Regions from separate parts of the Homo sapiens genome. Here region 1 is linked to region 2. A link is a loop called in an ENCODE intact Hi-C map of the cell type or tissue named here. Cell type or tissue: IMR-90. All regions are shown on one strand. Links, peaks and the distances in the headings refer to the core of each region. The heading gives the core; the rest is flanking DNA. Region 1 has its middle 13 kb from the start of INSC. Region 2 overlaps INSC (INSC spindle orientation adaptor protein).

Evidence for each region. Hi-C counts contacts between places; a loop is a spot of excess contacts. Peaks named below come from ENCODE experiments on the same cell type or tissue, not always from the same donor. Only the 100,000 strongest peaks of a DNase experiment are listed, where the experiment ranks them.
Region 1: a loop joins it to region 2, with 5 times the contacts of the local background. A loop is called at or near these places in 17 of 110 quality-filtered maps.

The regions. Positions count from the first base shown.
Region 1 is chr11:15,098,884-15,104,268 of GRCh38, reverse strand. No RefSeq gene overlaps it. Among named protein-coding and RNA genes, the nearest start is that of INSC, 13 kb to the left of the region's middle. RefSeq lists a silencer at 3,013-3,062. In IMR-90, for the core only: a CTCF peak has its summit at 2,988 (motif pointing left); a DNase peak (open chromatin) is centred at 2,958.
Region 2 is chr11:15,156,956-15,162,340 of GRCh38, reverse strand. The region is part of intron 2 of INSC (INSC spindle orientation adaptor protein); the gene reads right to left. Among named protein-coding and RNA genes, the nearest start is that of INSC, 45 kb to the right of the region's middle. In IMR-90, for the core only: a CTCF peak has its summit at 3,054; DNase peaks (open chromatin) are centred at 3,830 and 4,980; H3K27ac peaks cover 2,525 bases.

The sequences.
Region 1 (5,385 bases), core at 248-5,247, 58 kb after region 2:
TAAGGCAGGGTCTCTACCTTGGAGTCCTCACAACCTAGTAAATGGAGAAAGATATAAATAGACCATTCCCATAGGAGGAGTTAATTAAGGGAGAGATGAATTAAAATGTCCCAATATAATTGTGTATTTCTGCTTTATATACTGTCAGGCTATGTTATTAGGTGCATATACGTTTACAATTATTACATTCTGCTGGAAATGTTACATTTTGTTATCTTAAGATAGCCCTCATTATCTCTTAATGCTTTTTGTCTTATGGTCAATTTTAGTCAAATTAATATTAATTACACTGCCGTTATTTTAGTTAGTGTTTGCATGGTATATTGTATTTTCATTCTTTTTCTTTTGCCATTCTGTATTCTCATGTTTTAGGTAACTCCTGTAAAAAGCCTACAGTTAGATATTTTTTAAGCCTAGTCAATGTAAATGGAGGTGAAAGAGTTATGTATAATGCAAATCTGTGAGAAGAGCTTTCCCAAAAAAAGGAATCAGTGAAAGCAAATATTCTAAGGCAAGAGTATGGCTGGTATCTTTGAGCAAGAGCAGGAAGAACACTAAGGTGAAACAAAGGAGTGAGGGGAGTACGAGGTGAAGGCAGAGATAGGTAACGGCTGAAGCAATGCCTTTGAGTAGTGGAAAGGGGAGGGATCTGCTGCACAAATAAAAGAAATGGCTCCAGCTAGGGGCACAGAAAGTTAATCGATGGCAACCAAGGGAGAAGAGCACCTATGTTCAGATGCCAGTAGGTGTAGAGATGTTTTGTTAAGAGTCTGTGGAGGCTCTCTTCTGATTGATGCCATCCTTTAAGTGAAGTAACAAGCAAGGTCAGAAGCTTAGAATAAGGATGGTGGAGAGGGTGCTGGGAGTTTGAGGAAGGTATATAAAAGTGATCTAGAAGTAAATGGGAGAGTGAAAGGACTAGGGACATACAAATCCATAGCAGCAATAAGGGCCTAATTAAGTCTCTCATAATCATGGATTCAGGTATTTAAAATGAAGCAATCAATATGGTTTTGTATTTTTCTCCAGTCTTAAAGGTCCTTGATCTAGATGCCAAAGTGGTGCTGAAACTTCTCTACTACATTCTGCTGAATGGTCATCTGGCCTGTGCTTGAACACCTCAAGTGACAGGAAGCCTATAACTGCCTGAGAATCTCACACTACCTTTAGACAGATAGGGTGACAGAAAGTGCTTCCCTATATGGAGCTGACATTTCTCTTCCTGTTAGGTCCCCCTACATTTGAACCTGTGGGTCTGTTTCTGTTGTCTGTTGCTTAAGTTGTACTAGTTCCTCCTACATCTGGTCATCCAGAAATTCATCTATAAATTTGACAACATATCCAGTTGGTGAGGCTGCAAGAAAGAAGAACCGTTATATAAGATGGGTAGAAATACAAAATGCCACATTTCCTAAATCTAGCAAAATTACATATGCAGTTCCCCTTTGACTATACAATCCTATTTCTAGAAAGGATAAAAAATAGTATCGCATTGGATTAAAATTAGATTAAAGTGGTCCCAGATTATCCCCATGTGTATCCCTGCTAAGAAACAATATGAACATTTTGCAAAATTTAGCTCCAAAGATGATTATTATAGCATTTTTATGATAATTAAAATCTGGAAACAACTTACATGTATATAGGGCTTCATTGCATAAATTCTGGCACATCTATTCAATGTAATATGAAATAAGCAAAAAATAATAGAAGAACAAAGTATAGCATAGAAAGATACACACTGAAAAAGACAGACTTTAAAGAGGTTTGATGTTATACATGTTTATAAATATGTACATAAAGATGTGGTATGGTTTGAATGTATGTGTGCCTCCAAAACTCATATGTTGAAATTTAACCTCCAAGGTGATTGTATTAAGAGGCAATGCCTTTAGGAGGTGACTAAATCATGAGGGTTTCACTATTACAGCTGGAATTAGCACCTTTATAGAAGGCCTTAAGGGGGTGAGCTCCCCCCTCCATCTCTTCTGCCATGTGAGGACACAGTGTTTGTCCCCCTTTTTGCCCTTCTGCCACATGAGGATGTAGCAACAGGTGCCATCTTAGAAGCAGAGAGCAACCCTAACCAAATAGTAAATCTGCTGATGCCTTGATCTTGGACTTTCCAGCCACCAGAACTGTGAGGAATAAATTTCTATTCTTTACAAATCACCCAGTCTGTGGTATTTTGTTATAGCAGCAGGAACAAAACTAAGATAAGATGTAAAAGAAAGAACATACGCCAAACTGTTAATGGTGGGTTTATCTGAATGATGGGATAACTAAGAAACACATATATTTTTGGGGGGAGAGATGCTATATTCAAAATTTTCTGTATTGTGTATATATTATTTTATAATTAGGAAAACAAGTTATTTAAATTATTTCATTTGAAAAAACCCTACCAGCACATTCAGGTCAAGACTAACTCCTCCATAAAACCTCCCTAATTTTTTCTTCACCCACCCCCACCCCATCTCCAGCCAGGAGATCTCTAAGCCTCCTCTGAGCTCAGACAGCATTTTGAAATAATAAATCTCAGTAAGGAAGGACAGGCTCAAGAAGAGTAGTCCTGTGTCAAAATTCGGGGATCTCCATTCATGCCCGTAATGACCCCCACTCCCACCACTCTTCCATCTCTGCCCCAGCCTTTGTGCTTTGAGGGAAATCAGGAATAAAACAAAATGGGTCTCACTAGTATTCTCAGTCTCTGGATGTCTCAGCAAGGTTTCTCAGATGAGAGGAAACTTCAAGCCTCCCTCCTCCCTAACATTACCACCTGCCCCCGGAATCCCAAGTGCTTTGGAAGAATGTTACCTCACCTCTGTGAAGGAGGCACCATTAATTCAAATTTACAGGCCACAAAACCAAGGCTCAGAAAGAAGGAAGAATTAGAGATGAATCTGGGAGACCTGCTTGCGATCTGCCTGGGAGAAGGGGATCCTGGCTAAGGAAGCTGAAGCGGGGCTTAGTCCGCCCTCTGGTGGATAAGAGGCTGCTTTGCACCTAGCGGGACGGACTGAGGGAGAGACAGTATTTTAAGCTGCTGCTAGTCCTTTTATTTTGAAATTCTCACCTAATATCATAATAAGATGCATCTATATCTCATATAGAATACAATTTCTATACAACTACATAATAGTTGAGTTTAGTAGACCAACAGACATGAAGACACTTAAATAAACATTTATTTACCTGTCTTACCATATTCATATGTTGAAGCCAATAATATGCTTTGTAAACTTGAACATTTTCATGAATCCTTGAAAAAATTTTAGGCCTTCGGCTCATAGTTCTGGAAACTAAGTGATAAGAAGCCAGTCTCTTGCCTTTGCACCCTTTCTAGAGGATGCCATCCAGGTTTGGGGTGCCAAGGAGGCAGCAGAAGCAGGGACCAGCAATGTGACCATAGCCTGGCTTAGGAAGGGCACACAGAGATGGTGCGATTCTCCAGGCACCGCCTCAGTGATACACGGGGAGGCATGGAACATGTTCATGCTTTGTTCTGCATCCACACTGCAAATGCTCTAATGGCCAAAGGCAAGTGGACTATGACTTCTCCTTTATAACTCTAACTCTTATAGAACACAAGAGTCAACCTGGGTACCCTCAGAGCTTAGCTGAGACCATCCAGGTCTCATCCAGGACTTGAACAGATTTCACAAAACCCAGTTGGAGGGCAACAAGTAAATAAATACCAAAGGGAAGTGAAGTCTGGCTTTATCATCCAAGGCTGGTTTTTACCATCAGGAGCTCATTCTCAGGGCTCAAAAGTTCTATAATATTTCACTTCCATCCCAGAGAGATAATCATCAAACTAGCTTCAAAGGGTTGACTCTGTTCCCTTAGTTCCCACCTTCTCAGTCTCCAGCCTACCTCCACGGGGTCAGTGTCATCTTAACACCCATCGTCAGTGAGCCTTTTCCTACATATCTCAACAACCCTTTCCTGAAATCCAAACCGAAGAAGGGATCAATTCCCTTCTGGTGACCTAGACCTGTTCTCCCAAGTTCTAGTTTCTTATCTGAGAAGCAGGCCTATTGCCCCATATAACTGGGAAAAGTAACAAGCTTACACTAGAGGTGAGACCTTATCTCCTACAGAAGGCCCCTGGCTTTATTACTTATTGTCTCATCCTTATAAGGAGAGCTTAATCCACAATATTCATTTACTAAGAATTAAAAGTTATACAAGCAGTATATTATTCCTTCACACAAGTCATACTACACAGTGAGAATTTATCTCTGTCTGCATAGCAACTTCTATATTTCCAGAGGTTTAGATCTGAGGGCTACTGAAGAATCATCAAATGAATGCTGCAATTTAAAAAGGTTATTCTCCTCTAAAGCAAAGTATCAATCACTTTTTCTATAGCTGTTTGCTAACATCCAGGAGTGGCTTCTTCTCTTGAGCTTTTGCATGGGCAGGATAACCAACTATAGCTAGATCCCCTCCTCTTGGGCAGGTTAAAACATAGCTAAACAACTCTGAGTTATAGAGTGAAGAGAGAGGTGAATGAGACAGTCCTTGCTTGATAAGAGCTCTAGCCTATTGAGGAAGACTGCACTTTCAGACAAAAGAAAACTAAGAGACACAACAGCAGCAAGGACTTACAAGTGAATCAGTTCCTGGATGTGTTTCAAACAGTGAGAAATTAGAAAAGAGGCAGTATCCATGAGCCTGACTTTTCCTACTCTCTCAAATATTCTGTGTTCCTTCTTGCCCTCTTGTCTTGTCTCTACAAACACTCACTAGCTCTTTTGTGTATTATCATAATCTCAAATACCTCCTATTCAAATTCCAGTGACTCCTACATTTAATTATTTACATAGATCTCTCAGACTACACATCACATTAGCCACTTGGAGGTCCCTCAATTTTGTATGACTCTATTAGATACTGTCTTTTCTGGGAAAGGGCAGGTGTATCTAGCATTAAACCCTTCTTTCCAGTTAGCATCCTGACCTCTTATTTGGAGAATTCCCTGTTGTGTGTAGTCTTGGTGGAAGGTAGTGCTTGCTCCCTGTGATGGAAGCTGAATTAAATAGATATTCTCTCACAAACCCAGCATGATGGAGATGCAAGCACATGAGGTAGGCTCAGCTCTCTCCCAGGGCTCTCAATCTTGAGCAAATGTAGAATGACTAAAAGTCATAACCATTACAGTGGCAATAACAACATAAAGACTTTTGTCTCTATGTTTATGGCAATAACAACATAATGAGTTTTGTTCCTCCCCTCTGACATTTTCTGAAGTTTTGCTGTCCAGCCCTTGGAGCATCCCTAGGTTTTCTTCTTGTTTGTTTGGTGATTTTTTTATTATTTCTCAGCTTTGTCCTCCACTTAGCCATTGTAGTAGGCAGCCTCCAAGATACTCACTAATTA
Region 2 (5,385 bases), core at 125-5,124:
GGCCTTGAGAGGGAGATGCCTGCTTTGTTTGAGACACAGTATGGAGATAAGTGTGGCTAGAGTAGAAAGAACAACAGAAATATTAGTAGGAGGGGAGCTCATAGAAGGGATTAGGCCAGATCACATAAAGCCATGGAAGCCATTGTAAGCACTTTGGGTTTTATTCTGAGTAAACAAAATACTTCCCAGGTCCCCCAAGAACTCTTGTCACCAGATGTCAGCTGGGTCCATCTAGCCCATATACTTCTCTATAACCCAACAGGAAGACTCTCTCAGTGAGGGCTTTATAAAAACAACACATAGATGACTTTAGAATGACTTAACCTCTGCTATGCAGTGAACTATAAACTGTTTACTAAACAGCTAATTAAACCATAATTATTTATGTAACAAGCTATAAATACTTTACAGCATGGTTAGGCTATTAACTTCCCATCCCTCTGCACCAAGGCTCTTGTGAAGCCCCAGTCAAATGTGACTAAAGGAAATGTGACTACTCTAATCTTGATCAAATTTTTCGATGTCTTCATTTCTCTGCTTCTGATCTGCCTCTGAATCCCATGCTGAGCTGCATCAGCATAGGCCTTACTGTGCATGGGGGCTTTTACGTAAGTGGCGGGCAATTCTTCTTCTCTCCACCCCTAAGCACTCCAAGTTCACATTTTAAGTGTAAATCCTGCCCCAGCATTTGGTGCTAAGCAGGTTGCAACAGGCATGTTTCTAACTTGCCACTGACCCATCTGTGCAATACCAGAAACACTGAGAAGGTTTTTTTCTCCTTCAGTGGGCTCTACAAAATGCCTCCTGTGCCCACCTATAGTGGAAATGCCCCCTTTTCCTCTGAGCTTCTCTGTGTTCTCTCCTGTCTCCATGCACTAGTCCTCTGCTCCAAGCTGTAGCAGCAGAAAAAGTTTTCAGATCAACATTACTCAGAAATCTCCATTTTCACTCTTCATCCTATTCACTTAACATTTGGTGTTCCATATCATTTTCTGACGTGTTCTATATCATTTTTTGTTAATCAAACTGTTCAGTATAATATAGTAAGAGAGTAAATCCTATGGTATAACTCCAGGGGTCCTGGGGGAGGCAAAATGAGACCCACCAACCCACCTTGAAGCTAATACTGAGAGTAATTTGTGGCATGGGCATGGATTATGGCACTGCCAACACTTTATCACATCCATTTCTCCAGGCAGTGGCCCTCTCTCAATTGGTAGAAGGGTTTGAGGGCAAAGAAGAGATTTGACTACTCTAACAAATTATTTTTAATGTAGCATAGTTCCAAGCACACTATGAAAGAAACTATCTCTTGAGTACCTTCTGCATAGCAGGCACTTATCAAGAACTTGCACATACAATATCTAACTAGTATTCAGTAAAATGCTATTTATTACCCTCATCTTACAGAGGAGGAGAAACTGAGGCTCAAAGAGGTTTCTGACAGTGCCAGATTTCAGTCCAGTGCCTGACTCCAAAGTCTGTGCTCTCACCACCTCTGCAGTTTGTCCAGCACCCTAATGGAACTTGTTGTTATTTCGGTTTCAGAAAGCCAAGGAACATGAATTTAGCTCCAGGTAACTGTTTTCACTCTTATGAGCCAATGTGTACATCTGACAGCTGCCTTCTCTTCAATGACTCAGAGCCCCATCTTGTTAACTGTCAAACTCCAGCATTGTAGATGCCCTCTGATTGAGAGAAGACATTGTTAACACTCTATGATCTTTCATTAACTCATGAATGACTTATTTTTTAACCTCTAAAAATGGTATGTGTGTGTATCTGTATTGCCAGCATGAGAGTCATTATGGTGATATAAGCCACAAGAACACCTGATTAGGAGCCATCACCTGTGCCCTCCTCCCACTCCCTCCTCTTGATAGCTGTGTGCCCCTACACATGACACTTGTCATCTCTGAGCCTCAGTTTCCTGATCTGGTCATTGCCCCCTTATTTCCAACCATTGTCCCAGCCCTGAGTTATTTCAGTCCTGCTACTGTGACTTCCAGCCTCCCAGGCTTTGCACATGCTGGTCCCTCTCTCCCACTTCCTCTTCACCTTGCTGGCTTCTACACATCATTGAGGTCTTGACCTTGATCTCTCTTCTGAAGGAGTCCTTTGTGACTCCTCAACAAATTTATGTCCCATGTGCCCCACACGTCTGTAAGCACTCTGTCTCTCCTCTGATCTATACTGGTCTCAATTGTTTAACAACTTTTAAATGTCTGCCTTACCCCCTAGATGATGCAGGGCAGATCTTGTGTCTGTCTTGTCCTACCTACAAGCCACCATGCTACATGCTACAGTATCTGCAAGGCAATGGACCTGACACACCAATGATGCAGCTGGTGTATATGTATGGAACTTAATTACATTTAAACATTTTTCAAGTGGGAATAATAATAACCTATGCTGCTGTCCTGTCTCATCGGGTTGTGAGGGTCAGGGGGATAAAATCCATAATCATTATAATAGCACTAATTGAGGACGGGCCCTATGCCAATTATCATGTGGATTGATTCACATGTATTATCTCAGTTGATTCTCACAATGACCCTGTGAGGAGGGTACTCTTATGATTTTACTTTTACAGATGAGGAAACTGAAGCTTAGCAAGGCCAAATAACATATCTGAGATCACACAGATCACAAGTGGCAAAGTTTGGCTCTGAACCCAGCTCATCAGTGTCTAGACTGTATGTTCTTAAGTGTTATGTTAAACTGCTTTAGGCTGTGCTCTGTTCCAATGTCATGTGCAGTACTGTCAGGTAAAAATTTTAAATGCATTCTTACACACACATCCAGCTATTCCCATTGTTTGTCATGAATTTTCATGGCAGTAACATGGGATTTGATGTATAGACTACAAATGGTTTAGCTTTGTTTTTTCTATTCTGTTCTTCTCCCTACTTTAAAGAGAATATTTTCATTTGCCAAAGTGGACATTTAGGATAATTCACAGACGTAATGTGCCCATTACCATCCTGATACCTCTGCATGCTTCTGTGAAATGCAGGTGAGGGTATAGAAATCACCACTAGAGGGTTTCCAAGAGCCAGTCTCTCCACCATCTACAAGGCTCCAGAACTCTCCATCAGCCTCCAGCCATCACTTGGGTACCTTGCCTCCACCATGCCCTGGCTCCACTCCCAAGCCTCAGGCTCCTAAGGAGGATTCTCTATTTTCAGTTGTAGGCAGACCCAGGGACAAAAGATCCTTCACCTGGGGCTGCACTGGCAGCTCTGCCCTCCAAACGGGCCCCCAGGTGCAAGAGGCCAGGAGAAGTTGCCTGTCTCAAGTCCTACAGCCAGTGCACACTGGGGCCAGGCCTGGAGACCTAGTCTCCTGGTGTTCTCCATGGGCCTGCTCAGAACAAGCCCTGTTCTAGGAGCTGAGGCTACAAAGTTGAACAGGAGAAAATTCCAGCCTTCATAGAGCTCAGCCAAGACCCAAACAGGCAAAAAAAAAAAAAAAAAAAAACCACCAACAATTCATCTGGTTATAATTATAAGAGCAGTTGAAGTGTTGAGTTCCAGCAAGGAGTCAGGCAGTGTCCAAGCCCTCTCTATATATTATCTCCTTTAAGCCTGCCCACAGCCATGTGAGGGAAGTAGTATTATTACCCCCGTTTACAGATGAGGAGACTTTTGTTTGGAGAGGTCACATGGTGAGTAAATAATGGAGCCATTACTCAAACCCAGGCCTCTAGAGTTCAGAGTCTCAGCTTCTATCACCTAAACACCACACTACCAAGAAGATGTGAGCAGGATAGACTACGATCACAGAAGACAGAGGGCCTGACTTCGCCTGGGAATATTTACACAAAGGAAGTGACATTTGCCCTAGTTCTTAGAGGAGAGGAGTTGCCAGGATGACAAAGGCAAAAAGACTTCCACATAGGGGAGACACCATGTACAAAGGCCCAGAGGCATATGGTCAAAAAGTCATATGGCAAGAAGTTTCACTAGACTATAACATCAGGGGCCTCTGAGGGTGGGGCCAGGAACGGGTCTGAAGAGAGAAACAGGGACTAGTTGATCAAAGATCTCGAATGCCATGATCAGGGATGTAGATTTAATCCCAAAGACAACTTGGAGCCACGAAAAGCATTTTAGAGCAGGGAAGTGACAACAATTGTGCAAAGAATCAGTAAAAAATTAATCACAGCCAGGTTAAATCCTAGGCAGGAGAGTAGCCTGTTGGGAAATGATAGTTATAAAACAGAAAGAGAAGAAAGACAGAAGCCTGAACTAAGGCAATGGCATGGGATAGGAAGATCTGGGAGGGACAGGATAGGATATGAGTGTGAAGAAAAGGAAAGAATCGAAGTTGACTCCCCTGGTTTCTCCTGAAGCTGCTGCCCTCGCTGAGATAGGAAACACATCCAGGGAGGAACTGTTTTCATTTGGTTTGATTACAGGGTGTGGCCTCTGACAAGTGGAGAGCACAGGGCCACAGCAGAAGTGGGGGTCAGGCCTTGCAGAGGGGCCCATCGAAGGGGGCCCCAGCTTTCTCAGGAAGGAGACTGGACCTGGTGAATCCCACATGGCCCCACCACAAGCCCATCTAATACCAGCCACAGTCACGGTGCCGCCACATAATAAGTGCCCTTCTCAATTTTGGGAGTCTAGGGACTGTGGCTCATTAAGGTTTGGACTGTGTTAGTGCTGAACATCCCATAATTGCATAGCTTGCCTGACTCTCTGTCATTAGCTCGCTGACTCTCTGGGCTCCACCTCTCCTACTGGATTTGCTGCTTGACCCCACTATGAAAAGTCTGATTACACAGAGCAGTTCTGGCTGTGTGGTGGGGGCTGCCTGCTGCCCCTGCCCCTTCCAACTCCCAGTGGGTCAATTGTCCTCAGCCATAAACTTCGAGCTGCCATCTCACCATGCATGAAATCCTTCCTTTGCAAGTACGAACAACTGATCCTATTACTCACACAGAGGACGGGAATTGAAAATTGAGGTAAAGGCAGATGGACTGGCAATGAGTCACATTCCCTTCATGGTGGAAAACCACCAGAGTCAGGAGCTTGTAAGGTCCCTGGCCAAGGAGCTGGAGAGGCCAGGGGCCAGGACTTGGGTTTGATTTCCTTAGTCTCCACAGTGAACTGAAATCTGAAGTTGATGCTATTAAGATTGTCCCCTTGCCTGGAGAGCAAGAAGGGCATCCAAGACAGTGAACGTGGCTCCCAGGAGTCCTACCCAGTTCCCAGAAGTTGCCTATTCCTCAAGTAGCCCTTTTCATTGCATTCTGATGGAGGCTGTCCTGAACATCTGGAATGAGGGGACCAAGTCCTAAAATTTGGGCTTTCTGAAGTCTGGCAGACTCAAACACAAAGCAAAATGCAACTACAATCATCTCCACATACCAGGTTATAG